Linked DNA regions of Mus musculus: region 1 is linked to region 2. Evidence: chromatin loops called from intact Hi-C (ENCODE). Cell type or tissue: left cerebral cortex. All regions are shown on one strand. Links, peaks and the distances in the headings refer to the core of each region. The heading gives the core; the rest is flanking DNA.

The links. Peaks named below come from ENCODE experiments on the same cell type or tissue, not always from the same donor. Only the 100,000 strongest peaks of a DNase experiment are listed, where the experiment ranks them.
Region 1: it touches region 2 in a loop (2.8-fold over the local background); 3 of 42 quality-filtered maps call a loop at or near these places.

What each region holds. Positions count from the first base shown.
Region 1 is chr15:10,975,147-10,987,226 of GRCm38, reverse strand. C1qtnf3 (C1q and tumor necrosis factor related protein 3) reads right to left here. Exons shown (of 6, transcript NM_030888.4): 5 at 11,537-11,636; 6 at 7,065-8,711. The coding sequence ends at 8,552. Amacr (alpha-methylacyl-CoA racemase) reads right to left here and starts at 5,471. Exons shown (of 5, transcript NM_008537.4): 1 at 5,174-5,471; 2 at 3,734-3,877; 3 at 2,381-2,541. The coding sequence starts at 5,417. Gm34315 (a long non-coding RNA gene) reads left to right here and starts at 5,594. Exons shown (of 3, transcript XR_383838.4): 1 at 5,594-5,675. It overlaps Gm52174 (a long non-coding RNA gene), which reads left to right and starts at 8,708. Exons shown (of 2, transcript XR_003951471.1): 1 at 8,708-9,539; 2 at 10,815-12,005. In left cerebral cortex, for the core only: a CTCF peak has its summit at 5,714; DNase peaks (open chromatin) are centred at 5,236, 5,474 and 5,699; H3K4me3 peaks cover 1,717 bases; H3K27ac peaks cover 1,659 bases.
Region 2 is chr15:10,495,090-10,507,169 of GRCm38, reverse strand. Ttc23l (tetratricopeptide repeat domain 23-like) reads left to right here. Exons shown (of 13, transcript NM_001378877.1): 12 at 4,979-5,079; 13 at 6,991-7,068. The coding sequence ends at 5,054. It also overlaps a transcript of Rad1 not described here. Among named protein-coding and RNA genes, the nearest start is that of Rad1, 15 kb to the right of the region's middle. In left cerebral cortex, for the core only: a CTCF peak has its summit at 6,136 (motif pointing left); a DNase peak (open chromatin) is centred at 6,135.

The DNA.
Region 1 (12,080 bases), core at 2,381-10,380, 480 kb before region 2:
TGTGAACTTGCTGCTGCTGCTGCTGCGTTCTCACGCTGAGGTGGTGCAGTCATGGCCAGGATCCAGAGTGAAATGGCAAACCCCACACCACACCTCCCAAAGCACACTACAGAGAGGGACCAAAGGGGCGGGGTGCGTTGTGCTCCACAATAGGATCACAAGAAACAGACACAGCACAGGGCTTAGCATCATCTGTGAGAAGCAAACAGCCAACCAAGGATCAAGGTGAGCAAATCCAGTTTGAGAAGGGCTTTGCACAGTGACCCTGTGACCCACAACAATTTACATTCTCAATCCTGAGGTACCCACAGGCCTCTGACCCTCTGGCCATTAGAAGTGTCTCTTGAGCCGGGGCAGTGGTGGCACATGCCTTTAATCCCAGCACTTGGGAGGCAGAGGCAGGTGGATTTCTGAGTTCGAGGCCAGCCTGGTCTGCAGAGTGAGTTTCAGGACAGCCAGGGCTACACAGAGAAACATAGTCTAGAAAAAAAAAAAAAAAGTGTCTCTTGAAACTTTGTTACCTTGGTTTCCATGGTGACCCTCCCTTCTTGTTCCAGGCTTACTGATCTTCCCCCATGCTGCTCTTTTCCTACTCAGTGCTACACATTAGCATTCTGTCACCTCTTCAGGGAACCACAGATGCTCCCCTGGCTCCCAGCTTATTCCCAAATGACTGCAAGAGCTGTCCCCTGGCTCCTACTTACTTATTCCCTCAGGGTACGGAAAAGCTACTTCAAACTTGAGGTGAACAAAACTACCTTCCTTTTACTCTGGGAAAAGAAACCCCACAATCACAGACCCTCACAGAGTGAAGTCAGAGCACACTCACTACACAGTGACAGACTAATTACATTCCCTAACCATTCTGACACATTGGCCTAGTATTCATTTTACAAATCTGACGAGGTTGTAGAGTAACCCCGGAGATGACAGAGCTGGTAAAGTGCAGAGGGAGGAGGAAAGAAGGGAGCTGTCAATTGCACACAGCTGGCGGTCTCTTCCCTCATCAGCCTGCCCCTGGGAGCTGGTGATACCACCCCTTAGCTTACAAGCTAGAAATCTGCCTCTGTCCTCACTTCTTTCTTCTTTCCCCACTGCAACCCTCTGCAGCAATTTTGCACCCAGCATTCTTTAATCCAGTCTGACTCTGACATTAACTGCTTCAGCACGCGCCCTCCCTCATTTGCTCAGTAAACCCCCAGTTAACTGGTCTCTCTGGTTCTAGTCTCTCGCCTCCCTCAAATCCATTTTCTGTTTGCCTTCCAAAGATCTCTCAGCATGACTGCATGAGCGAGCTCTGGACTTTACCCTTACCAGGATCTGTGAGACCTCAGGGAAGTGTCCCTGCTTCAGAACAAAGTACAGCTCTCTCCTTTTACGCGCCCCCTCACTTCCAATAGCTACAGTTTAGATTAACAGCCATCTGAAAATATTAACTAGGGAACTCTGTAAGTAAACTTTATTAGTACATATTTTATACTGTTCTGTTTTTAGTATTGTTAATCTCTTACTGTGTCTAATTTATACACTGTGTATGTAGGTATGTCTGGGTAAAATGAAATAACATTAAGTTTAGAGTTATCTTCAGTTTCATGCATCCAATGGGAACCTTGAATCATACCCGTGCCAGAAGCTGAGGAAACTATATATTCACCCAGGCTGAAGATAGAGATCACACAGAGAAAGGACTCAGCTGGAGGAAATGAGTGTTCACACAGAGAAACGTGAAACTGAAGCATCTCCTAAGAAAGGCAGCAAGAGGTCGGGACAGGAAGGCCCGCCTTCCTTAGCATCTCTAAGAACCTGCTCCACTGGCTGCAAACCACTGCTGAAACTCAGTTTTGAAGGATCGTTACTTGGTAGCTCTAGTTTAATCATAAAAGATAACTTGGAGAAAAACATTGAAATACAACACAGGAATCAGGCGAGTTGTTACAAGTTTAGAGCATGCTGCTAGAGATGGCTTACTGGAGATGCCTGCAGCCATGATTGACAACCTGAGTTCCCCAGAAGCCATAGGTAAAGGAGGATACTGACTCTCCAACCTTGTCCTCTGACCTCCAGATACATTCTTACACACTCACACTAAATAAATAAGGTTTAAAGCACCCCATAGGTGGCTTCAATATGGCATTCTGATGCATACAAAAGGGTGAGGCTATTTTAAAGCAAAGGACCTCTTGCCAGACATGTTGGCATTTATCTTTAATCCCTACATTCAGGAAGCAGAGGGAGGGGGGGCTTCCTGAGGTCCAGGACAGCCAGACCTACCCAGAAAGACCCAGTCTCTCTCACTCAGAAAGATTTGAGGCAGTCACACGTGATACTGAGGCACAAATGGCAAACCTAGCATCCCGCTCTGCCCCCAACTGATACTCACCATGCTTGAATCGATGACCTGCCCTCGGCCAGAGCGTGTGCGTTCAAAGAGAGCCAGCACAATGCCCAGTGTGCACATGAGGCCTCCACCGCCAAAGTCAGCCAGGAGATTCAGCGGTGGGTAGGGGTTCTCACCGCTTCTGCCAATCTTTGACAGAACGCCTGCACCATGGACAACAAATTGAACGCCCCTTTTAAGTGAACACAAGAATACCTTAGCAGGACAGCCGATTTTTATAGTCACTGCCCTAAGTGAAAACGGTGCACAATGCTCTTCAAACTATGAATCCACTGAGTCCACTTACAAAGCGTCCTCTTACATAAAAGCAAGCAAGCAAACAAACAAACAAAAAGATTTTAAAAAACCATCCCAACCGACATTTTCAATATTTTATTAAAGTCTTCACTAACTAAGTTTTAAAGAAGACATATTACTACCCATTTTTTCCTGGCTCTAAAACAGTATAATTCATTTTGAATTTTATTAAAAAGAGATATAAGAATATAATCATACCCAAAAAGGAACAGGAATTAAGTTTTGAAAATATGTGGAAAGCCCATTTTATACTTTGGACAGTCAGGAAGGTTTATATTCAACCTTTCAATATCTTCTTACAGAGAGTAGATTTGCTTTCATCAGTAACATGCAGTTCTTATACATAATAGAGCCAGGCTATTTGAAAACCCGTCCTCACGGATGCAGATTCTAACGAAGTGATAGCGAGACCTGAAAACCATGGGCTTTGAGCCGGGTTCACAGATGTCTGGAATGATGGCTCCAAGTGATTCGTGGTGAAGGAATGTCAGAATCAAACTGAATCAACTTTCCCACTAAGTAGAGTGACCAGCCATCATATTACCTTGCCTCTCACTCCTAGTCGGGGCTTCCTTAAAACTGACTTCCCAATTGTAGGAAACCAGTGCTACTACTGATTATTAGCCCTCAAATGGGTTAGGGTGGGGACAGAGCTTAAGGACAGCAGTTCTAGCAAATCAACCCGTTTTAACAACCACGTTCTCTCTGCCAGATGCATTAACATCTTCACATTTTTAAATTCGTGTTAATCAAGGCTGGGGCTAGAAAGAGAGCTCAGTGGTTGAGAATATGTACTGTTCTTCCAGAGGACCCAAGTTCGATTCCCAGCACCCACCTAGAAGGGTTTGCAACCTACCATGGTCCTGCTCCAGGTGATCCAGGACCCTCTCACCAGCATACATACTCACATGCATATAACCACATACACACATAATGAAAAATAATTAAATGTTTAAAAAACCCTTGTTAAGCAATGTAACTGTACTTCCTGATTTTGGAGCCAGTTCAAATTATTTTAGAAAAGCCTTTCAAACCTACCTGATAAAGCCAAATAGTTGATGTCATGGCCAGCTACTTTGGAGAAAATTCCCGATTGGCCAAATCCGCTCAGCCTGGCATAGATGAGCTTTGGATTGTCCTGCAGTAGAGTCTCTGGCCCAAGCTGGAGTTTCTCCATGACACCTTTAGAGGAAAGCAATCAATTGTTTTGTGGTTGTTGTTTTTGTTTGCTCCTGGGACAAGGACTGAGGTGCATATATCACATATCAAAATAGACCTGGCTCCAGGTCCTCCTCGCAGCACCCCTCAGTTCCTTCCTGGCATATGCTCCAGCCCCCAACCCTGAACTTTCCATCCCAGACCTGGGCTGCTCTTCCCCAAGAGGCTCTTCTCTATACAATCCAGACATTTTAAGCTCCCCATTCCTCCTCTTCCTCTTCCTCCCCCCCCCCCTATGACCTTTCTTTCTCTCTCCTTCCCTATCCTTCCTTTCCCCATGGACACTTCCCTGGTCCTTAGGGCCAGTGAACTGCTAGAGAGGAGCTTCCCAATAAACCTGCCTTTAATATAATCTAATCTGGCTTGAACTGGCTCGTTTCACACGCAGAAAAATAACCCTAACCTATCAGTTTTGTTTTTAAAGAGAGCACGAATCAAAGATGGGAATAATTCCTTTTACGGGGCAAACCAAAAACACACTCTTGCAAGTGATACTAACAGTGTTTGTTGTGATTTTGGTGAAAGTTGTCAGAATTAAGAGTCAACTGAAGAAACTAATCACACTGACCCACCCTCATCTTCAATTGGAGCATTTTTACATTGTGACATAATCTTAAATGTTACAGTACTGTCCTCAGATATGCTTGTGAGAACTAAAAGAGTTAAATATAAATATGCCTAGACACCCACTCCCGTCCCACTTATTGTCAAATTTACTGTCGTCCTGGTATCTACCAGGCAATATTAGTAAGGGGCTGGTTGGAATGGATTCTCTGAGCTAATACAGAAGGAATGCCTTCAGATTTGGTTCAGGGTTTGTGACAGTTGCAAATACCAATGTACAGTCGGATGGAGGTGCATGCCACCAAGCATGCAAGTGCTCAAAACTGATACTGTTAACAAATTGGTCGTTTGTCTACAGAGCACTAAAACAATGTTTTCATATGGCCCAAAGTAAATGAGGTGATCTTGAAGCTGGAACTTGGAAATACCAGCAATTAGAGAAAGGTTAACCATGGTCTGTGAATGGCTTTAGAGCATGGGTATATCACATATCAAAGGGTCAATGACTCTATTCCTATGTGAAGCTTTTCAGTCTATCTCTTGCACTAGATTCTCGTACGGTTCAATACCTCCAAATAATAAAGGCAAATCTGGGGGGGGGGGAATCAAGCAAATTAAAAGTCTTAAGAAGGAGTCAGAGAAGCTGGGAGAAATCGGGCAGGAGGGAATGTCATCTCGCAGCACCGCAGGGCTCACCGCAGCGGAAGGGCTCCAGCAACACGTCCGCGCGTGCGCACATGCGCCGCAACACCGTGACTCCCTGAGAGCGCTTCAGGTCCAGCGCTAGCGAGCGCTTGCCTCGGGCCAGAAAATTCTCGCCCGTGGAGCCCAGCCGGTTCACGCGCACCACCTCGGCGCCGAAGTCCGCCAGGACCATTCCGCAGAACGGCCCCGGGGCCAGGCCTGCCAGCTCCACAACCCTGACGCCACGCAGCACCATGGCCAGCCTTAGGGTGAGAGCGGAGCGGCTCGGCGCCCGAGCCACAGTTTATCTGCCCCGCCCCCTGCACCCCGCCTCGCCCCGCCCCGTCCGGGAAGGCTGCGCGCTTGCGCACTTCCTGCCCACCCTAGCATTGGATCAGTTGGTTTAGCTGCTCAACTTTGGTTTAGGTCATGAGTTGTGTCCTTGACCCCATGTTGTGCGAGTCCTCTTCGGACACTTTCATCGAGCCACCTGAATCGCTACCCTCACCCCCCAGTAAGTGATTAAAGGCACTCAACTCCTTAGATCAATGTAAGAAGGCAACCACTGGGTGTCTCCCTCGCCGCCCTGAAAACTAGTTGTCATCCTGCAACTGTTTGAAACCTCTCCTAGATGCCCATAGGGCCAGGGGTGTAGACCAGTTGCTAAATCCGTGCGCGGAGTCCAGCACCGCTTAAAACGCCGGTGTTGTGCACGCGGATAATCCCAGCATTTAGAAGAGTCTGGGATATCAGAATTATTCATCTCAGGTTAAATGGGAGAGTTTTAGAAGTCAGTTTGGTTTGTCAGCTGTCAGTTTTACGGACAGTTACAATTTTGAGTTAGAAACTTTTTTCAGCCTTTAAAATGCAACAAAATAATCACAAATATTCCATCCTCATTTACAGGTCCTTTTTCCCTTAGTAATGGGGGGAGCTTGCAGGTAGCCAGATGCAGCTCTAGGAAACTGAATAGAGCCAGACTTGAATGCTAGAAATCTCCCATACCCATTCTTAACAAGTGAGGAAGATAATAAAAGCAAAGGCGAAATGCTACATAGTTGTAGCCAAAACACTTTTAACCAGCTACTGAGTTTTAAGATATTTCAGGGAAAGGGGTCTGTGCTCTCTCAGAATGAGCAGCCTCGTGGTAAAGGCAGACAACTTCCACATGGTCCCTAATGCTCTCTGCTTGTCTGATGCTGTCTCAAGTGCCTACCCTTGCTCCAGCCTTGTTCTGTCCTATTATTTCCTTTGCATTTTGATAAACTGGAATGGAAAAATCTCATGGAAAGGTATGGCTGACTTCCACATGGAGACATTAACATTTTATCAGGGTTGCTGCCTTTCTATTTTTCTGAAAAAAAAAAAACAAACAAAAACAAAAAAACAGTGGTACAGATGTGGCTTGAATGACTTAAGCTTACATACAGGATCATGTACACATGAATCACAAGTCTTAGCCAGCATAATGTTTTACAAATCCTCCCAGAGTAGTGAGTTATCCAGAAGCCCCCCGCAAAGCAGACTGTGTGATAGGAGATCTCAACACTGCAGATCTTTTCTCTGGCCAAAATTCTCTTCTAAAAGCTAATCAGGGGAACAATCATATGAATTATGCATAGGCAATTGTGTCCAGATATTTTTAAAATGAGGGATATTCATGGTGCATTATTTGTAATAAAGCCTGGAATTTTTGGCATGTGGCACACAACTGTTATCCCAGCCCTTGGAGGGTGGAAGAAGAGCCATCAGGAATCCCAGGTCATCCTTGGCTATACAGCAATTTCAAAGCTAGCCTGGGCTACATGAGACCCTGTTCCAAATCAATAGCAACAACAACAATGACAACAACAATAACAAAATATATAGACGCAAACAAAAAACCTCCTAAAGCAAAAAGATTAAATAAGTAAGAAGCTTTAAATTTTTAAATTTTATTTTGTAATTGGTACGAGTTTTTTGCCTGCATGTGTGTCTGTGCAGTGTAGGCATGCCTGGTGCCTGCAGAGGCCAGAAGAGGGTGTTGTATCTGAGGGCAAGATGGCTGTAAGGTGACACGTGAACGCTGGGCAGCAAAAGTCAGTCCTCTGGGAAACAGCCAGTGTTCTTAACCGCAGAACCGCTTCTCCAGCCCCCAAATTATGTTACTATCTGTGTCAACTTATAGCAGGTAGCATAATGGTGTTTTGGTGGCAAATTTAATCCTTTTTCTTTATAGATTCTGGGATGGGGAAAGCTAGGCAAAAACCATCTAGCACCTTCTATAACACTGTGGCATATTAAAGTTGATTTGTGAACATTAGTCAAGTATGATAATAGAGAAAATAATATCATTTTTATTGAAAACATTTAAGACATGTTGTTATGGATCTCATAAATGGAATACACTTTACTTTGCATCCATTTGTCTGCCTGTATTTAATTAAGTTTACAGACCATTCAATATAACACGGTGTATATAAAAATTTGGGTATAATTCCCAAATTAAAAAAAATGTGATAACTTCTGTACTATATCAGCCTCATCTTACCTCAGCTTGTTGTACAGAGTCAAGAGAGCTCTACCACAGCCCCAGGAATGCAATGGCAAAGAGAAGATGTGGCAAGCCAGATGGGAGAAAAGTTTATATCTGCAAGTCTAAGCCAGTAGAACTCAATATTATCTACATGGGGTTGTTTGTTTGTTTTAAAAGAGGAGCCAATTATTTGTGAGCATTGTAAATAATTGCCCTATCTGAAGGTTACCTGAAATGACTAAATGTATTTTATTAATGAGTATAAGAATAAAACCCACTAAACCAAATGCTATTTCCCAGTTTAGACTTCAGAAGTGTTTTTCCTATGTAGAGTCTAGTAAGTGGGCTTATTTTTGCCCCATCATAATCAGGCTAGTCTCTGAAATATTATGAACAATGAGCTGAAAACTTGGTTGACTCGAAAGCCAATATTACATTTAAACAGAGCACCAAAACTCTATGCAAATGCATCCTTTGAGGTGAGTGCTTTTTTTCCAGCCTGTATCAGGTGGCAATCCCTTTAGACATGTAGAGAAGAGTGATGAAAATGCTGAGTATTTCCCAAGGTCATCTGGAAAGATTACCTTGTGGTCTATTCTTAGCCCCTGAAGCATCCAACATTATTGGTATGCCATTAGAATGAGTAGCAGTGAGCCCCTGAAGCATCCAACATTATTGGTATGCCATTAGAATGAGTAGCAGTGAGCCCCTGAAGCATCCAACATTATTGGTATGCCATTAGAATGAGTAGCAGTGTGACCAATGCAACACTTAAATGCTCCATAAAGAACCCCCGACTTCAACATCCTTCATATCCTAACAACCCTAGCTCAGCTATAAATTGCCCCCAAAGTGGAGATATCCTGTCTTCCTTGTCACTTAGTTTCAAAGAGCAGAAAGCCTGCGAAGGTGGAGAAGCGCTGGTGGTCCCCGTGGAGGGCACCGTTGCCCATTCTTAGCCAGACTTCATCTCCTTTGGCCAACTTCAGCACTGCATGGTTGCTGGATGTATCTGATTTTCCCTTTGTTTCATAGCTGGGAAGAAAAAGAGGAACACACTAGTTAATCTTTGCAGTGTAAACCCGGGTCTTCAGTATATTCTGTCCATATCTTCACCTATGCTTTAGTTGAGGCTATGTGTTACTTAAATGACATGAAAGTGGAAATAGCATGAAACACTTCTAGAACTGTCTATTAAAACCTACCTCCTTCTTTCCTTTCCCTTGCCTCTAGATGATCAACAGCAATTACTATGATGGCCTTGAAAGCCATTCCTAAACATCTGGGTTCTTAAAGATGTAGCAGAGAGCTCTCTTACCCCTGCTCAGACTAGGAACATATATACAGGATTATCTTACCAAGCCTCTCTGGACTGTTAGATGAGGAAGAAGGAAAGCTCTACTATATTATCCTTGACCCTTTACATAGAGTCTTCATTATAATGATTTATTTCCTTCTTGTTAGTCTGGAATCTGATATTCAACAAAGAGACTGTCAACAGCTAAAGTGAAAATATATTACACTTGCTAACAGCCAGACTGGAGGCAATGTGGAATTAAACATTGTGAGCTAGGAAGAGAAAGACTGGTGTGTGGTAGCTTGGATGAGAATGGCCTCCACAGGTTCATATATTTGAATGCCTACTCCCAGTTGATTGACTGCTTCAGAGATACGGCCTTGTTGGAGATGTGTAATGGAGGGATGGCTTTGAGGTTTCTAAAGCCCATATCAGTCTCATTCTCTCTCCTCCTGCAAACTTGTGGACAGGATGATGTTGGCTCTCAACCACTCCTTCAGTGCCATGCTTGTCTGCCTGCTGCCACGCTCCCCACCATGATCTTCATGGACTTAGCCTTTGAAATGGTATGGAAGGCCTCCAACTAAATGCTTTGTTGTATAAGTTGTCCTGGTCATGGTGTCTCTTCACAGAAATAGAACAGTAACTAAGACATCATGTCACGCTTAGAAGACATTGAGAAAGAGCATAGTAACACAGACCACCTGGTATACACATACCACCTAAGACAAAGGATTCAAAAGAGGCAAATACTCCTTGCAGCTTTTCACAGATGATTTTAGAGAATAACAACATGCTTGAGAGTAAGACTCTAAACAAACAGGGCCCTAACAAGGCTGAACAATAAAACCAAGCACTTTTATACCCAGAAGAGCAGGGATAGAGCTGTTGTTTTGTTGTGGATAGCCCTGGGGCTAATTACATTTGATGTTAATTCCATTCTCCTGTGAGTGGCTTTGAACAATGAATGAGTCAGTACTCTGATGATTTCCTGTAAACCTGCTACCCACCTTAATTTGTAAAATAAAGGAGAGCTGATGACTGGGCAGATAAAAGGGAAGGTGGAGCAGAAAGTGGAGAGAGAAGAAGGAGAAAATGGAGGAGGGAGAGGATACAGAAGAAGAAGAAAAGCAGAGCAGAACCACATGGCCTGGAGAAACCACAAGTTGTAAGGGGTCTCATAATGTGGAAGATGGTAGCGTAGCGGTAGATCTGCCCAATCTAGGCACACAGCATGTATTCATATTAATTGAGTCGTGTTTTCATTGCCAAGGCATATTTGGGATTGAGAGATTTACCGCACCAATATTTTGCTGGTAGAAACTTTCATTCAGAGTCATACTCTATGTATCTCATAAATAGAGAATATTGCCTTTCTAACCAAATTACTAATTTAAAATGTCTTTGGTAATAAATAGTAACTATATTTAGAAAAGGGCAAACAATGGGTCACAAGAGTAATAGGCTAAAAATTGTCCAAAAGTGTACTAGATATGATTCACTAACATATGTTACTGACTGGGAGCAAGCAGCAAAAGTCTTATGTGTCTGTGTCTAAGGAAACTACTGCCAGAGACCCGGTCTTGTAAGAAAGACTTGGGACTTTTGCCTTAGTTCTCAGAGCTACACCAGCAGGAGGTGGAACCTGAAGAAGAAAAAAAAAAAAAAAAAAAAAAAAAAAAACCTAAAACTTACCAAGCCACTTTGGATGTGACCATGGAGAAAAATAAAGGAAAACTATCCACAAAGGATAGAATCAGAAGCCAGAGAGAAACCCAGCTGAGGGGTTTCTGTATGAAAAGGACTATTCATCTCTGACTTCTAACTTTGAACTGGTTTAGGACCATCTCCCACGGAGACCAAGACAGAGAAGTGTGCCCCGGGATAGGAAGAAGGAAGAACTGGATGGCTATTTGAAAATCAAGGGCCTGGAGAGGGCTTGATGGTCACCAGAATCCATTCTCTCCTTGTTATGGTTTTGATAGAAAATGTCCCTAACAAGCTCGTGTGTTTGAACACTTGGTTCCCAGCTGATGGAATGTTTTGGGGGTGTTGTGGAATCCCTAAAAGGAAGAGCCTAGCTGGAGTAAGTAGGTTACAATAGTGCTCTCTTGAGTGCACATCACCCCTAGATCCTCCCTGCTTGCCTGGCCCTGGCCCTGGCCCTGGCCCTGGCCCACTGAGATGACGTGAGGAACACTACCACATGCAGCTCCTTCAAGGAACTCCTTCATACCTTCTTTGCTGTGCCAGACTGAATCCTCCCAATCTAGTAGACAAAATAGACCCTCCCTTAAGTCACTTCTTCCCAAGTACTCGATCACATAGATGAGAAAAGTCATGAATGTCCTCCTATACATGGACTGCACTAGTTTCTTGCTGCTCTTGGGTTGGTTAACTCAGGTGGCAAACAAAGTGATAATCTGACCCAATACAGGAGTTCTCATGACGAACAAAACTGCTACATCAGCCTGTTGATTCCTAAACTCTTCCCTGGCTGTAGACTTGCCCCGATCAAGTTACAGCAGCATCCACGAGACCTGTAATAGAAGCCATCACTTACCTGTACATGCTGAAGACTGTGTTGCCGTTGTGCATAAGGTACACATACACTTCCTCTACGTCCTCATGCTTCATCATGCTGAAGGTGAAGAAATACACACCTGGAGAGAGCAGGGATTTACGCATTCACTTATACATAGGCAATGAGTCTTGTGATCTCATACCTGGCTTTGTTACTTTCCTGTTATTGTGTAGTTTCTTCATGGCCTGTTGCTATGACTATCCTCTCATCTGTTTACCTTAAAAGTGCTGTATTTTTAACTTTCCTAATGTATTTCCTGGTTATACTTAGTGAGATTTTTAAAAACCATTAATGTAATGAGTCAAACATGGCATTAAAATGGACAACCACATCCCACAAATGTTAGCCAAGATGATAAAATACTGGAGCACAGAAAGGGTTCAGGAAATGTTTCACATGACTGCTGTAAATGAGTAATGTGTAAATAAAAATATCCAACTTTAACTCAGCCACGGTTTGTTACTAAATATATATTCTTATTGAATTCCATGTTACAGTTTTTGAACTACTGCAACAGAAAAAC
Region 2 (12,080 bases), core at 2,151-10,150:
AAGACTGTAAGGGGCAGGGATGGTTGGATGACTACAGGGCAACCGTGTCCTCTGTCTACAGCAGCTGTACATATGAATTAGGACAGCATGCATGATCTGTACAAATTAAAGACATACATGTAAAATTACGTAGCCATTAGCAGGACTCTAATGCTTTAAAAAATGGAGAATGCAAAGTTAGCCAGGTGGGTAAGACGAGAGGTGGATTAGGAGGAGAAGGGGTAAGAGATAAGATGGCCAAAACATCATGTATACTCCAAGAGTTAATAAAATGTATCTCTAACTTTCCAAAAGGAAGAATGCAAGATAAATGGAGTGAATATGTTTTCTCAGTAGCCTCAAGGTGACCAGTGCCGTGAAACGAGGAGAAACTAGGGGACATTTGTGGAAGCCAATGCAGACGCCAGGCAGTCTGTTTCTTTACATGCTTGAACTTAAGCTGATGAGATTTCAGGTTCCTACTCTTTCACTATGTAAAGAACCTGGCTTTGAAGGGTTTCCATCCGCATATAGAGAGGCCTCTTCAGCAGGCTGTACTCCAGAACCCATTTTACATGTGGAGACACTGAAAACTGAGTTTCTAGCATTAATTTGTCCAGGAAGAGGCAAGGCTGCTGGGATTTTACTGTAAGTCTCTAATTGCTCTCTTTCTGCTAAGACAATGAGATATAGACCTAGCTAGAGCCCATATAAGGGGAAAAGAAGAGTCTTTTGAAGTCCTCTGCTGTAGTAGATATTGCGTCAATAAACGTTTTTCTTTCTGTGAAACAAGCCCGTATCTCATTTCCCAAGAACTGCTGAGCAAAGCCATGGGGCAGTTGCCAAAGCCCAGATGGCCAAAAGCAGGGCAGGAGTTGCTCTCTCGGCTTCAGCATCGCACTGGAACAATCAGTCCCAGATGTCCTGGGACCCCGCTCGTGTCCCAGTGTGCTCTCGTGTGCTTTGTGACACCTCCTTCCGGGAACTCAGTGAAATCCACACTGGACTGCCATAGCCAGCAGCCTGAAGTCGTGTCCTATGGAGGCTCTGCAAAGAAGTCAGAGCAGAACGGGCTGCTTGGGGCAGGAGTTAATTCCAGAGCAAAACAACAGTTGCAAGGGCACCGCTTAAGATCTCAGTGGTTAGAAAAGACAGAGAGAACTTCTGATTTGTAAATAAACTTGGAAGTTGTTAAGTTTCTACCTGAGTCACAGATGCACTTCAGGTTAATCGTTCGTAGGTCAAGCTCCTAAAGAACAAGAAATACTCAATGTGTCCAAGAGACGTTCCTTTTGGAGAAAATATACACAGAACCAGTTTGAAACTACTCTGTAGTATGTTTTAATAGAATTATAAATAAAAAACGATAGGGAATACGTTGTGAAGCCAAAACTGTGAGTGTAAACGGCATGCAGGAAGGGTAGGGTATCTTCAAACATAGATAGATGACTGAAACCACAGATAGAAAAGAAGCCAGAGTGGGTGTTCCTCGGTAAGCACTGTTGTGAAGAAACTGCTGTCGTGAGTTGTTACACTTTAAGGTTCATAGATAATAGCAAGCTGTGGATAAACTTGAGGTGAAATATTTGGGCCATACCATGGGGTTTTCATAAACTATACTACGTGTTCAGACTTATACAGAAGGCAGCTATGGAAGAACTTCGAACAGGATATGATAACAGTTATCAGCTTTCAGACATGAACTTCAATAGCAATGGATGTGAAAGACAAGTAGGGAGAAGTAAGGAGCACACTGGCAGGCAGATCCAATAGCCTAAGAGAAGGATGCTGAGACCCCTAAGTACCTAAGCTATAAGAAAGGAATGTATTGACGATATATTGAGAAACATTCTGCCATCTGAGTTGAAACCAATTAGATGTGAAGTATGTCAGTGGCAAGACTCAAGTTGGCTTTGAAGTCCCCGGCCTGAAAACGAGATAAATATGTAATGGGCAGTGCTGGCAGAGGAGACCATCCTGGAGGAGAGATACATAAGACTTAGGGAGATAATGATTTCCACGTTGCCTGTGCTGTGTTTGAGGTACTCCCTGTACACCCATTTGGCAATATCTAGTAAGCTGTTGGCTGTTTGGAGCAAGGACTCAGGAGAAATATTCCTTCCGAAGCCCATGAGAAGGATAAAACAATCTACAGAATGTGTGTATATGAAACAATGAGACTTGGAAAGAGTTTTGGAGATAATTCATGCTTATTTGGGAGAGATTATAGCCTGATTTAGTAGCTGAGTACTGGGGTACAAATGTAGTGAGAATTCCCAGCTTACTCTATCTCTAAACAATAATAAGAATGCTCTATCTAAGCATTTAATATATGTCAGAAACACAGCTTTCATGAATTGTAGTAGGGGTGGTGGTGGTAATGGTGGTTAGTTGTACCAGCAGTAGTTAGTAGCAGCAGTAGTAGTAGTAGTGGCAGTAGTTAATTGTAGTAGGTAGTAGTAGTAATAGTAATAGTAGTAGTTAATACAGTAGTAGTTGTTAATAGTAGTAGTAGTTAGTAGTAGTAGTAATAGTAGTAGTTAGTAGTAGTAGTTAATAGTAGTAGTAGCAACAGTAATATTAGCAACAACAACAACCATTATCATTGTATTATTAGATGGAGACTCAAAGAGACCTTAGAAAAAAACAGAAAAGAAGCCAGCGGAGGAGAAACTTTCCAGAAAACAGTAATTACCCTATTGCAATGAAACATTAAGGAACTGTAAACAACCAGTGAGCCGACAATTTCCAGTCTCATGCAGCATTAACAAATCCAAGTGTTAGCCGAGAATTTGTGATAATGAAGACTGTAACTATAAGTCCATTTTTGTGAAAAAGGTTGCAGAGTCCGCCCTCTTCGTATTTTGTTGATATGATTGGTTGTTATACTACCTTTTGTTGGTATTTTGAAGGGAAAATGGTTAGTAAAACATTTAAATGTATGTGTCCCATGACTCTGAAAAATGGTTCAGAATCCATCCTTTGAGATCTGTACACAAATTATGTGCATGTCTGTCTTTACCTTCCTTAACAATTTGTTTCTAATAAGAAAAAATATGGTAGACGAACTCAAATGCCAACCAGAAGAAAGAGTGCTGTATGTTACAACATGGTCATTCAAAACCATGAGTTGTAGCTTTGGAGAGTCACAGAGAATACCTCAGATATATTGGAAGGAGAAAGAAAAAAAACCCCTATTGGTTTTTAAAAATATGTGATTACTAAAGATAATAGTATTATCTCTGGGTCATTTGTGTGTGGAGATTTTGTGCTATATATCTCTGTTATTTTATTTTAAAATTTATAACATGCATCTTATTTGTGATGATGGAAAATAAATTTAAAGTATGTCGTTTAAGTGTCAGTATTAAGAGCTAATTTAGTGTAGCAGTGGGATTCAGCCAGTGGCTGTGGTATAACCTGGCTCTTTTATGTGTTAGCATATGGTCTTGGACAACTCCTCCATGAACTAGGGATAAACATAGAATGCTCAGCTCATAGGGTTGTTGTAAGTCAATGAGTTAATGTGAGTAAGCTGGCTTGGAAAGCCATCTGGCCTGGAGAGTGTATGATTGGAGATGATGACAAAGACTGACAAAGATTCCAGATGTGGAGAGAATGGCGATGAAGAAGCCATTTTACTGACAAATAGGACATCGCCATTTGCTAACATTAGCATGAACTCCATTAGTAGAACAACCTCTTGAGATTAATGTTTGGGCCAACACCTGCCTAGATGTGCTACATAATCAGAAAGTCACCATTACCTTGCAAAGTGCCCCATCCCCGTTACAGGAGAATCCTAATTACAATAATGTAGAGCACATACTAAACATAGTGTTGTGAAGTTGTTTAAATCTTGTTCCAACACTTTCCATGTACAAGTTACCCCACATTTCAGCTTTCTTTAATGAGGAATCAAACAGTATCTGTACTCTACAGTGCAGAGTGAGAGTATTTACGTACTTCACACCAGCGTGTGCTAGGCCATGGGAGACTGATAGATACTGGCTGTACCTATGAAGCCAGACTTATTAGTCGGAAGTAGGAAAGCAGAGAGCATCTGCTTTATTTTCATCACAGCCAAACTCTCTGGGATAATTGCAAGCTGAGAAGTTATATTGACAGAGCTTTTTTGATGGATGGATTTTAAAGCTGCATATTCCAACACAGGGGGAAAATAATATTTACAAAAAGAGAACAAACCAGAAACCGCAAAATTCATTGACCTGTTAGGGTCCAAGCATCTTAAAACAAACAAACAAACAAACAAACAAACACACAAACAAACAAAAACCTTTATTATAAAAAGAAAACTTGTAAGAAAAAAAAATGAAACAAAACAACATTATACAACAAACCCCAAAACAACACATCTTAATAATCGTCTATAGAGTTAGAGCAGAAGCTGTGGCGCTTCACGTTGGATTTTACTCTTTAGCAAATGTCTTTTAGTGGACTTGTTCACCACCCAGAAAGGAAAAAAAAATCTATGACATAATTAGAACCAAAGAAACCATCACCTTTACATCCTGTTTCATAGCTTGTGTCTACTACCTGCATTGAGTCCTTCCTCAAGGCCTCTTGGTCACAGAAACACAACAGAGCAGCTACTCCTGGGCTAGGAGGCTGAGAGAGGTAGAAATGGGCCCCGGGGCAGTTACCTCTGGAGAGACCTGTATCAAGAGTATACTTGTCTTACTCATGCTTTCAACATCTGATAAGACCCTCCTAAATAACTGGTACAGCAATAGATGTCACAGATAAGCAACATAAATAAAACACATTCACTGGATGTCAGAGGTAACCATCGTAAATAAACCCCAGTCATTCATGGTAAGGGGGCAGCCCACGATGCAAGGAGGAGCTCAAAGAAACAGTAAAATACAGAGTGTGCATTCCAGGTTAGAGCCCACTGTGTGATGAGAATAGAAATGAGAGAGTAGCTATAGGACCCGGAAAAGCCTCCATGGGGTAACCATTGAGCTGTTTTCCAAAGGGCAAGTTTATCCAGATGGAAAAAAGTAGCTGCTCCAGGAAAGAAGAAAAGTGCATGCAGAGACAGAATGGAGTGAAGGAGGGCGATGCCCAGGACGAAAGGTAAGTACTTGGCAATTGCACAGCTCTTGCTCCTATTTCCGATAGGGAATGGTGACTGCCGAGAGGTGCACACAGCCTCCCTGGAGTGGGAAAGAGCTGTGGTCGAAATCAGCTTAGGAAAAAAAACAAGCAGCAGCCAACAAGGTGATGTGGGTGCTGTAACTGGACTGGGAATTCACTACATCTGCTCCTTACATCTGTAGAGCAAATTAATATTTTTTAATGCTATTGTGTTTCTATGAACCTAAATTCTTTTTGCAATAGTCAGTTGTTCAAATCAAAGGGTGTAGGACATGCTCGATCTGAGGGTTCAAGAGTCCTTCTATAGTTTGGTAAAGAATTTGGGTTCTTCTTTAAGGCATGATGCAGTCTTAGGATAACAATTATGTCACCAATCAACCATTTACCTGATCATAGAAAGTTGACTTGAACATGTCCCTGTGACCTAATAGTTCCTTACGATTCACCGTAGTTAAGAGTAGCAGCTCAAATGCTAACCATGGAGGCATCTGCCTATGGTCTCAGCTACTTGGGAGGTGTGACAGGTAGAACACTTAAGCGTTGAGGTCACTGTTGGCAACACAGTGGGTTATAGTTTCAGTGTAGCTCTGGGAACAGGGATCCCTGGACCACTAATACTTTCTAGATCTATCTAACCCCATTTCCCTTGTCTATAAAATAAAGATGAGTACCATCCTTGTGTCAGGATCACTGTGAGAAACAAATGGAGCGCTTACAAAGCATTCACCCACAGTAACCATGTACTAGGTTGTCAGCCATTTTTATTATTGTGATTTCATGATCTTTTGTTAGAGCATCGATACTCGAAGCAAATGGAGGCAGGGGCTGGCTTCTTGGGAAAGCTAACACTAATCTCATGGGGAAAACATTTTGTTGGTTAATGTTTCAAACAGGATCTAGAACCCCTGAAAACAGAAAAGGAAACACAGTTAGAAATGAACACTCAAACACAAAGAAGAGACTGACTATACTTAGCAAATCTGTGTGTCTGACAACATAGGGTTTTGGACAGGGGAATCCTGCCACCGTGTGGCAGCTGGCTGACTCACTCTCCTAGCAGTCACGGAGCTCAGATTTTTGCCCACCTCTGATTTAGTGGGACCCTTGAGCAGAACTGTATCTGTGCCTGTTTCCTCTGCTAACGTTATCTCTTGTTACTGACAAGGTAACTAAAGCCATAGGTAACTTCCTGTATCTTATGTAGCCCGGTAGCAGTCAGAACACGAAACAATCTTAAGTGAAATTGTGTATTTAAACCCCCAAGTTCCTTGTAAATTGTGTATCAGATTTCTGTGGAATATAGTTACTCCATCCCTCCAAGGGTTATGAAATCACCCTGTTTTAGACTGAAGGCACGGTGTCTGAAAAGCACTCTTCATAGAAACTTTGGGGATGAGTATTTTGGCCTACAATCCTAATAGCAGTTCAGCTCTCCCAGTATAAGGAATGGGAGCATAGAAGCCTTAATAGGAAGAAACAGGCAAGGTGGGTCCTCTTACAGCGTGGCGTTTGAATCTCTGTGCCCATCGGAAATTACTTGAAAATCCTGAAGTACATTGGATAAATTAGATAGGTTTTCCTCAGCGGCAGGTTAAATGCAACCCAGGTAGTTACGATACCCAGAGTTTGTCATTTAAGTCGAGGGAAGAAGAGCTTTGGTCTTTTGGGCCAAATCCAAGACTCTAGTCCTATTTTGAATTTGTTTAAACACTCATTCAACATGGTTAGATAGGGTAATGTCAGGTCATGCGATGCTGTCCTAGCCTCAGAATGAGCACAGCATTTCAGCACTGATAAGGCAGTGAGTGATGTGGTTGGTGTTGGGGCAGGGGCATCTGCCATTGGAGAGTAGAACCAACACAACTGAAAATCCCTCTTCTTCCTTTCTAGATCTTGAGAGTGTTATCAGGGACTGGAAACTCTACATAAGATAGACAACAATAAAGACAACCTTGTTGCTAACCAGAATTCGAGAGCACACCATATGTTTATCAGCATGAATGCAACAACAGCGCCAAAGTGGAAGCGAGTTTTGTTTTGTTTTGTTTTAAACTAAGGATTCTAATGACTCTTGAGGAAAGACTTCCATTTCACAGCCTTGTGGGTAGGCTATGTAAGAGCTATTAGAAACCAGGATCTTGGTTTCTAACAAGATAACCTGGTAAAGAAATCCTTTAGGCAGTACTCCATGTCTCTGGGTCTCTATCACCTCCCATTGCTCTTTTCTAATTGTAACTCAGTGAAGTCTTGACTTTCTTCTTTTAGCTACTGTGGGTTGAACACAACCACGTGCTGAGAGGGCTGGAGAACTGCACCAGAGTCTCAGTACCTCACTGAGCAGTTTATCAAGGAACACGCTAATAGACTGGAAGTGGTTTCAGTCACAGCCTGTTTACAGCCACCGAAACTGCTTTGTGAGTAACGCTTGAGTCTCCTGCGACATCTGCCTTGATCTGATTGTATGCTAGAATCAGAAAGGACCTTATTTTATAAGTGACCTGTGGATAGTAGAAAAGAGATTAAGGCATTTGTTTAAGGTTAGTCTGGTAGTTATTCCTGGATTATAGATGGGGCTTCCTTTCACACTGCCTCCACCAATCTAAGGATTTTAAAAACTTTAGAAAGGGGAGGGCTGGAAAGATAGCATATCAAGGGGTATAAGCATGAATACCTATATTCGAGCACTGAAGCCATGTAAGATAGAGGGCTGCATGTGGTGGCATGTATCCGTAATCCCAGCACTCCTAGGAGACATGAGAGGCAGAGACAGGAGAATCTCCTGGGAGTAAAAGCTGATGGGCCAGCTTAGCCTGGAGTATTGCTGCTGCAACAAAATTATGTTATTTTTCATGTATGCAAAAAAGGCAAGAGAGAAATTTCATATTAGTTTAGACAACTTTAAAAAAAAAAGCCCCCCTTCAGCTTGCTACCTGAATTGACTTAATGGAATTCAAAGACTTTGTCTTTGGGAAACTTAGTGTCTCGCTACCAAGTACCCTTTCAATTAGTACTCACAGAACATTTCCGTTCTTTATTCAAGAACTAACTTGTTCAGCCTGTAAAATCCAGTAATCATACAATTCCAAGTGATAGGAAGTGATGAGCAGTGTTTGGCTGTGGCCAGAGCACACATATACCATTTCATATCAAGGCTAGCCCACAGACTGGTTGGTTTTCTCTGGGCTGCTGCCATCTTTTCCCCAGAATGCCTTAGTCTGGCAGTCAGAATCAAAGTCCCCAGGTGCAGTCCTGACTCTGCTTTTTTATCATTGATTGTTTGCTGGTTACTCGGCTTGTCATTGTTAGCTTCAGTCCCGCCTGGAGATGGAACTTCTGCTCTCATCCAGAAGTTCTGATTGCCTCAAGTAGCATCGGAAGAGTTGTCTCCACTTCCATATAGTGGTTTATTGTGGGGAGCGGGTGTGGCGGCAGTCCCAAAGGCGCCAGGGACTGCAGCTAAGTCATATGACTTGCACCTGACTTCCTCATATAAGACACAAACATCTTGAGTGCTGCGCAGGTGTACCAGGATACAGGTGAATCCAATTTGGTGGAGATTTGCCCCTGCTGCACTGATTAGCTGAAGCCTCGTGACTGGCGAGGGGGCGTGGCCTGCGGTGCGTGGATGAGAGAGAGTATAAAAGGAGTGAGAGGCCCAGGGTTCGGGGGAGATATAAACAAGAAGAATCAGGACTGAATAAACTGCTGTTAGAAGGACTGGTGGTCGCGTCGTTCTTGCTGGTCGAGAGCGGGCGCGACAGTTTATGGATTTGGGAAAGATAGAGACACAAACCACTGTGGTAACTGTGTGTTTAGAGGTAAGAGTAGTTTCACCAACTTAAAATCTTATTGCTTTGTGAACTCAAAGAAACAGTAGAAATGCTGAGTATAACGTAACCTAATTTTGAAATTGCACTATCTTTGGAAAACTAGGTAAGTACCAAGCTGCTTTCTAAATTCAATCAGTTGGGAGCCAGCAAGTGGATTCCACAATCAAACTCTTGATGTTTTCTACATCCAAGTGCTAACCAGGGCCAACTCTGCCTACCTTCCAAGACCAGACTAAACTCTATATGTTTGGGGTAGTATGGCTGTAGACATATGCATACAGTTGCTAATGGGCCTGAACTACACTACTCTTTTGAATTAGTTAGTAGACACTGGCATTTTGGGGTGTATGAGGTTAAGTTATTTTCTTATGATCTCCATATCGAGTTAGAAGAAATCCAAGCCCAAATCAGACCATGTCATATGGAGACGTTTAAGCAGTTTTAGCAAAGTTTCTGCAACCTGTCCATCAGCTCGTTGTACTTAAGATGTGAGTCATCAATTCACTCCTTCGTATCAAAGTTCCACCTGTTCAGAGACCAGACAATACTGTTCCAACCTAGTTAGTAACAGCAACCAAACCTCTCGGATAATAACAGCAAGCAAAACCTTTCAGACAGTAACAGTAGGAAGGAAGACTATTTAGGAACCAAACTTCTATATCATCCCTAGAGGGACAGGCCACAACCCTAATAGATAGGACTCATCTTTTTCATGAAAGGGTAAGGCACTTCTCTGAGTTAATTTAGTCAGTTTACAATCCTGAATTTCTTTAGCTTTACCAAGGGTATCTATAGCTATCGTATACGAATCCATAAGCTATTTAATTTCACAAGAAAAACATATTGCAAAGGTAATCAAAACTCCTATCCATAACAGATTTGCACATTCAAGTACTCCTAGCGTTCCTAACTGCAGCACTGTCTATTTGCCACGCTCTCCGGTTGAGTCAGCTTGACAGGCTGAGGCTTAAAAGCTACTCATGAGGCAAAAGAGTTTCATAGAAACTCGCTCCTGGAGTCTGGTGTTCTCTCTAACCCATACATTAATTTTCCATTCCTGCATTAGTCTAGTGTATGGATCCACGTGCTCTCTTTTAGTATTATCCTATAAGTGCCTTTTAAGATTGAATTCTGACATAGTTAAAGCCTTCCGCCAGTGTTCCAACAGTCCTAGAACATCCTTGAGAAAGATCATGGGCTTGAAATTCAGTAAAAATGTTGCTATTCACTGACATTCAGAATAGTCTCTGATACTACACTACCACTTTGAATAAAAGCTAGTCACTCCCTTACACAGGAATTTACCATCACTAAAGACCTAAGGGGAAGGTGGACTATACAATAGACTAAAATAGGAACTATGGCAAGGGCATGAAGCCCTTGAGCCTGACTTCTAAGATTAGTGAATCTTAGGTGGAGCCCTTGTTGATCCCAGTTGTTAACAATGAATTCTATCCCAGGTGGTTCCTGTTAGACCTTCTGTGTTTGCATTCCTCTGTTTTATGTAAGAATCCAGAAACCTCTTTGTACCCAAACTTCTTTGTATGTCACCCAACTTCCTTATTGTCTTCTGTATAAAAAGTCTGATACTCGAGTTGACATTACATTCAGATACTACACAACCTCTCCTGTGTGCATCTGTCTGTCAATTTATTCGACGCTTTGCCCACCTGAGACTAGAGACCCGTTCCACGCAGACAAAGGGGCCCAGAGGGTCTGCGGCATCTATTCCCTGAGACGGAGGTCTGTTGTGGTATCAATGAGCATATTGAAGTGCATATACCCTGACATGATTAAAAGCAACACTGGAAGGTGAGGATCAGGCTCAGTGGCTCAGCAGTTGCTCAACATGTGCTCAGTCCCCTGATTTATATTTCAGGTGACGAGGAACAGGAAATGTGAAGGTAGGAAGGGGCGGGGTCTGTGCATTTAAAAACCTGCAGTAAACTGAATGCCGGTACATGTGTGAAGGCCTGCAGACTTTTCAAGGGTTTGGGCTATCCCTCTGCCCCTTTTTGAGGCAGTTCTTTCGTTTGTTGTGCTGTGTACTCCAGACTAGCAGGACCACAAACTTTGTGCTGATTCTGGTCACCTCCCATCTGGCCCCGGGGTGCTGGGCTAACAGCTCCACAGCACTGCATCCAGCTTTCTCTCCGAGTCCTAGGACGGAAGGCAGCTCGTCAAGCTTGCACAGGGACCACGTTTACCCACTGAGCCACCTCCTGCTCTCCATCGCGTTCTGAAAGAGTCCACTCCAAACCGCTGAGAGGATCATAGCCTACCCCTTCAGGTAGCTGCAACCATGTTTTACAGGAATACTTTACATCCGAAATTCTGTGATTTAAAAAAGTATAATTTAAGAAATTATTTAGTCTATTTTGAGTAGTTAAATAAATTCTAGGTAGAAACATAAAATGGGGGAATAAACAAGGTTTAAAAAAAGAGAAAAAAAAAGGCTGTTTGTTTACCTATTTCTGGCAAGCAAAATTTTCCAAAAAGAAAATGATATAAACTTCAAAAACACAAAACTAAAAACTTATAAAACTCAACCTGTATTCTTCCACTGGCTGTTTTCAACCATCAGTAGCCTTGGGTACTTTTATTTGGGGACAGGAGTCATAATGACCGGAAGAGATAATTTTAGGAATGTTAAACACATCTTGCAATAGAGTAACATTATTTCCCCAAGTATCATGCCCCAAACCATCAGTGACTGTTAGTGTCTAGCATAGAAAAGAGAAATTTCACTTTAGACATATTTTTTCTACTGAGAAGGCTTATCATATGATTTTAGTATTATGTTTTGTTAATGACAAAAAAAAATCTATTGCCACAAAAGCTATTTTAGTAAAAACTACCCAGGGAAATACAAACATGGCTTGTTTTGTGTGGGGGATATGGACGCCAACCTTGTGAAGGAAAAAGTGCAATGGAGAGCAAGACAGCACAGGCTCCTGCGAGTCCTCCAAGAGTCCTGATGGTCCAGGGCATTAGATCTAAGATGGCTCCTCGAAGGCCAGTTAGACAGCAAAAAGGAACAAAGGCCAGGGCAGTACACCTCTTATCCCAGTACTCAGGAGTCAGAGGCAGGTGGATCTCTGTGAGTTCGAGACCAGCCTGGTCTACACAGTAAATTCTAGGACAGCTAAG